2 separate regions of the Homo sapiens genome follow, and region 2 is linked to region 1. Evidence: read pairs that join two places in POLR2A ChIA-PET (ENCODE). Cell type or tissue: Panc1. All regions are shown on one strand. Each heading gives the region's core, and the rest is flanking DNA. Links, peaks and the distances in the headings are about the cores only.

Region 1 (2,924 bases), core at 196-2,695:
AGATTTATCATGGAATATTGGTATGAATATTCAGACTTCCAATTATTTTCACAAATATAATAAAAATAATATGACCCTTATGGTTTATCATTATATATAACCTTTTCTAAATTTTCCTCCATTGTATAGATCTAAGAGTACAATGCAGGAAGATAAACACAGAATTCAGTGTAAATAGAGAAATTGATATAAAGCTCTCAATTTTCGTAAAATTTTACAAAACAATTTACAATGTTCTTTTGTTCCAGAATTTTTTAATTATTTATTCTTGTTATGTTGCAAAGTACTTCATTATCTTTTGTTGGTATTACTTGGAATTCCTAACTATAGTTTTCTCTTTTGGATAAAGCATTTTAAAATCTTTATTTAAAGCACATTTAAATCTGCACCCAGTTACTCTTTAGAGAAACTGGTTTAGACTCACTCTTAAGTGAACAGACTCAATTTTATTTGAAACAAAACTTAAAAGGTAAAATTTTGGCCGGGCGCGGTGGCTCACGCCTGTAATCCCAGCACTTTGGGAGGCCGAGGCAGGTGGATCATGAGGTCAGGAGATCGAGACCATCCTGGCTAACAAGGTGAAACCCCGTCTCTACTAAAAATACAAAAAAAAAAAAATTAGCCGGGCGCAGTGGCGGGCGCCTGTAGTCCCAGCTACTCGGGAGGCTGAGGCAGGAGAACGGCGTGAACCCGGGAAGCGGAGCTTGCAGTGAGCCGAGATTGCGCCACTGCAGTCCGCAGTCCGGCCTGGGCGACAGAGCGAGACTCCGTCTCAAAAAAAAAAAAAAAAGGTAAAATTTTGAGCCACCTTTAAAAAAAAAAATTCTGAATAGTATTCAGAAGTATATTCAGACAGCTTGAACATTTGATGCTTGTATTTATATTTGAAAGTACCTAGCCAACACAAATGAAATAGCTTTAATTTTAATTTTACTTGCCTGAGACAATCTTAAAAGGTTTTCACTTTACCAGTCTAGGGAAGGCAGCAGTATCCTTAGTGACAGTCCATTTTAATAACAATAAAATGTTTTATGATCTAAGAAAATGGAAAATCCTTATATAATAGTAATGTGTTATCAAAATGGAAAATCCTTATATAATAGTAATGTGTTATTTATAGATTTTTATCTGATCTATAAACAATCAGATTGAATGTTTTTGTTGTATGAAGTCTCTGAAATACATAAAGTACAATAGATACAAGACTGTTCTCTTCAGAACATCCTGTACAATTCACAAAGGAAATACCAGTTGAAAATGAACAGAATAACACTTCATTAGGAATGCACTTTGAATAGCCATAATTTTCTAAATTTTCTAAATTTGACTTATGTTCAAAATAATAAAACTTGTCAGACTGAAATGTAACAGTACTTCTTATGCCACAGCCTATAAACAAGTCAGGAGACAACCTTTTGCCAGCACCTGTGTTGTACATTTCGTGTTCAAAGTGGAATCTGTTCTGTAAGATGATGCAGTGCAACATTGAAAACTTGGAACTTATCCCAGGCAAAATAAAAATGGTCAATAAAGTTGTTTGTGTATCCATATACCCATTTTCCTAAGTACAAAAAATACCTTTTTATTAGAAATGAACGAACTCTTACATCATTTAATCTCATACGTTTTCACGAACTTTAAAAGTTACTTTATTTTTAAAGAGAACTTTTATAATCCACAGAGAGGAAATGAAAAAAATACAGTGGGATTCTGGCCAGGCATGGTGGCTCACGCCTGTAATCCCAGCAGTTTGGGAAGCTGATCACCTAAGGTCAGGAGTTTGAGACCAGCCTGGCCAACATGGCGAAACCCTGTCTCTACTAAAAATATAAAAATTAGCCGGGCGTGGTGGCAAGAGCCTGTATTCCCAGCTACTTGGGAGGCTGAGGCAGGAGGATCACTTGAACCCAGGAGGCAGAGGCTGCAGTGAGCTGAGATTGCGCCACTGCACTCCAGCCTGGGCGACAGCGAGTCTCCATGTCAAAAAAAAAAAAAAAACGGGATTCTTGTTTGATCAAAACAAAAGCTTGCAGTTACTAGTATTAAAAGCAAACACCCAACAAAGTAAAAAGCCCAAACATGTATTTGTACTAAAACCTGAATACACCTATACATTTAAAGAAGCATTTTACTTAGAATTATATTTTCCTGTGGAAACTTGAGTAGTGCCAAGAGTATTTACATCTTTGACATCACCTTTACCATTCACAGACTACTTAATCTTAGAATGTGTTTAATTGAAAGGTAAGCATACTTAACTGTAGAATGATCAGGTTGTTTTAATAGAGAAGAACTTTGGTTTAATATTCTAATATTTAACAAAATACTTTTCCACAGAATCTACCTGTTACTCGTATTTTGGACAATCTTATGGAGATGAAGTCAAACCCCGTGAGTACCATATAACATATTTTGTGTAAATTCCCGAATGTGTCAAACTGACTAGTATGAAAGAGGATAAAATCAGATTGAGTTCCTTGTGAGCTTAATCACAGCAGAATACATGAGGAAAAGGAAGAGTCCATGTTCTCAAGAAGCCTTTTTTAGCCATTATCACGGATTCTGGGAATTGGTTTTCTCAGCTGCCATACCCATTCTGGCCAGCTCTCATTCAAATGTCATGTAGATTATATCCTATATGTATAATTAAATGTAAAATATATCCTAAGGAACAAATTTCTATAAATGAAAAAAGAACCAGTGAGCATCTGTTGATATAGTATAAAGAGTACCAAACCAATTTAATTTTATAAAAGTTAAATTAGGAAAGAAGTGCATAGTAAAAATGTTAAGTACATATGTTTACAGGGCACTAAATTCTTTTGGGCTGAAGAAGTAAATTGACAATGAAATCATTGGGTGAATAGACAAATGGGTCAATACCGTTAGCATTGACTTAAAGAATGGGTTTCTAAGCTATCTGT
Region 2 (2,924 bases), core at 299-2,798, 65 kb after region 1:
GAGTGCAAGGGTGCGATCTCGGCTCACCGCAACCTCTACCTCCCGGGTTCAAGAGATTCTCCTGCCTCAGCCTCCCGAGTAGCTGGGATTACAGGCACACGCCACCACCCCCAGCTAATTTTTGTATTTTTAGTAGAGACGGGGTTTCACCATGTTGGGCAGGCTGCTTTCAAACTCCTGACCTCAGGTGATTCATCCGCCTCTGCCTCCCAACGTGCTGGCGTGAACCACCGCTCCCGGCCCCTTTATCCCTTTTTACTTTGGTTTCTGGGAACAATAAAGTCCTTGCCGTTCCCAAAACACACAATTTTCTCACTTAAGTCCATGTCCTTGCACAAGCCCTTCCTTCTGCCTGGGCCCTGGTCCCTCCCTGTCCAGCTAGTACCCAGCCATCATCCTCCAAATCTCAACTCCAAGAGGAAGTCCCCTGTATTGGCTAGGACTCTTTAAGCTGCAGATGACAGAGCCCGGGGTCCTAGGGCAGGTCATAGATGCCGATTTGCATTTCCTCGGCCCATGCCCCGGCCTAGCCTCTCAAACCAAAAGGTTGTTCCCTTCACACTTCTGCTTCAGTCTAAATTTTGATTCAGTTGAGCTTCTTAAAGAGTGTTTTTAAAGACAACAGCTAGTGGTCTAGACTTTGAAATGAGATATTAAACAGTTTTCCTAGCTGTCTGTCCTGTTACTAGTTATATCAATAACTAGTATAATTTTATGGGCACTTTCACTGTAATAGAAATAGGAGAAGTACATGAAAGAGTTTAAACTGAGTGAAAATAACTGATGAAATTAATAGGCGAATTAAATAAATATTCCTGTTGTTCTCAGATTTTTTTGAAGTCGTTAATAATGAGAATAAGTTGTTCCTAAAGGTGGCTTGGAAATTCTATCTGATTTAGTTTTAAATGACTCTAAGATGCTGTCCTAGCAATAACACAAAAATTTTTAAAGAAAGAGACAAATAATCTCTGCAAAATTAATCAATTGACCCACCCAAGGATAGTGAGAAGCCAAGTACAATTGTAAAACATCTGTGTAGGAAAAATAAAAAGCATCCTCCCTTGTCCATTTTCAGGTTTCTATAGAAAGAAATCTCAAGAATCTCTCCTTTTATCTACACCAGGGATCAGCAAACTAGAACCTGTGGGTCAAATCCAGCCCAACACCTGTTTTTTTGTAAATAAAGTTTTATTGGAATACAATCATACCTGTTTGTTTATTTATGGTCTGTGGCTGCTTTTGCACCACAACTGCAGGGCTGAGTAATTGAAACAGAAATCTATGACTCACAAAACTAAAAATATATACTATCCAGATTTTTACAAACAAAGCTTGCTGGCCCTGTCTACACAAATAGAAGAAGAATTTTCTTTATTTACCAGTGACCATGAAGAAGGGCTTTTGATCTATGATTCAAGATTCCTGCAATAACACAGCATTGCACTTATTTTCTCAAATCAAGTCATGGATTTCTATGGAGTCTCTTACTAGGATACCAAACTCTCTACTTGTCTTTTTTATTTTCATAACTTTGGGCAGCATGTGAGGGATGTAATGACGGGTGACTAGTGTGTGTATTAGATCCAAAACAATGACCTAGAACCTAAATTGATGAGACTATAGAGGCTGAAGGAAATGAGTAAATCCACTGTGTGTCCCCATCCCAGAAAGACCCTTAAGGCACAAGTAACAGGCTCCAACAGCAACATGCTGATGGGTCATTTACTGATTGTTTTCTATCCTTTAAATAAATCTCCCAGGTCTTATCTACACTTCATTGGGATTAAAGCAGTATTGATTAATGCTCAACATTATTAACGATCAGGAAATGCAAATCAAAACCACTGTAAGGTACCACTTCACACTCGGGACAGCTATATTCAAAAATAAAAATAATAATATGTGTTGGGGAGAATGTGGTGAAATCGGAATCCTCATACACTGCTGGTGGAATTGCAAAATGGTACAGCCTCTTTGGAAAACAGTGTGGCAGTTCCTGAAAAGGTTAAACATCAAATTGCCATATGACCCAGCAATTCCACACTTAGATATATACCCAAGAGAAATGAAGACATGTCCATACAAAAACTTGTACATAAATGTTAATAGCAGCCAAAAAATAGCAGCCATTCACAGTAGCCAAAAAACAGAGACAACCCAAATGCCCATTCAATAGACAAATAATAGATAAACAAAACCTGTTCTATCCATACAATGAGATATTATTCAGCAATAAAAAGGAATGAAGTGGTGATACATGCTACACCACAGATGGAACTTGAAATAGTATGCTAAGTGAAAGAAGTAACAAAGAGCCTCTCCTGAACCAACTTTAGTCAGCTTCCTCTAAGCTCTTTTCTCAACTAGGCCTCACCCTTGGACCTTGTGCTCAGGACTGCATAGCCCAGATTTAGCAAGAATCCTGTTAAGTCAATTTAGCAAAATCTCTCACCCTCAAAACCTGATTATCCTCAATATCTGACCAAATTCCTCATCTTCCATCATCCCACACATGACGTCTGATCATCACCTTAGCCTGCCTTCTGCAAGAATCCCATTAGGTAGGTTTAGCAAGAATTCCCCCTACCCTTGATGTCTCCTCTAGTAATTTTCCTCCACCCCTTCACCTTCAACCGGCTCCACTTGTCTTATATTCGGAATTAAGCACCATTCTACACTGAGGTCTCTTTTTCCCCGTTGTCATAGTTCCTGGATAAAATCGCTGTTCGCAGCTTGAACCTATTGTCTGGCTCTGGTTTTCTTTAACAGAAGCCAACCACAAAAGATTACATATCGTATGATTCCATTTATATGAAATATCCAGAATAGGCAAATCTATAGAGACAGAAAGTAGATTAGTTACTGCCTTGGGATAGGGGATTTGGGGGTCACAGAGAGTCTGCTAATGGGTACAGAATTCCTTT

The links. ChIA-PET counts read pairs that join two places held together with the same protein. Peaks named below come from ENCODE experiments on the same cell type or tissue, not always from the same donor. Only the 100,000 strongest peaks of a DNase experiment are listed, where the experiment ranks them.
Region 2: POLR2A ChIA-PET joins it to region 1 with 8 read pairs; 3 of 35 experiments call an interaction of 5 or more read pairs at or near these places.

The regions. Positions count from the first base shown.
Region 1 is chr14:30,713,587-30,716,510 of GRCh38, forward strand. SCFD1 (sec1 family domain containing 1) reads left to right here. Exons shown (of 25, transcript NM_016106.4): 20 at 2,338-2,391. Among named protein-coding and RNA genes, the nearest start is that of SCFD1, 93 kb to the left of the region's middle. In Panc1, for the core only: no CTCF peak of the experiment used is centred there; no DNase peak of the experiment used is centred there.
Region 2 is chr14:30,778,169-30,781,092 of GRCh38, forward strand. No RefSeq gene overlaps it. Among named protein-coding and RNA genes, the nearest start is that of COCH, 95 kb to the right of the region's middle. In Panc1, for the core only: no CTCF peak of the experiment used is centred there; a DNase peak (open chromatin) is centred at 1,326.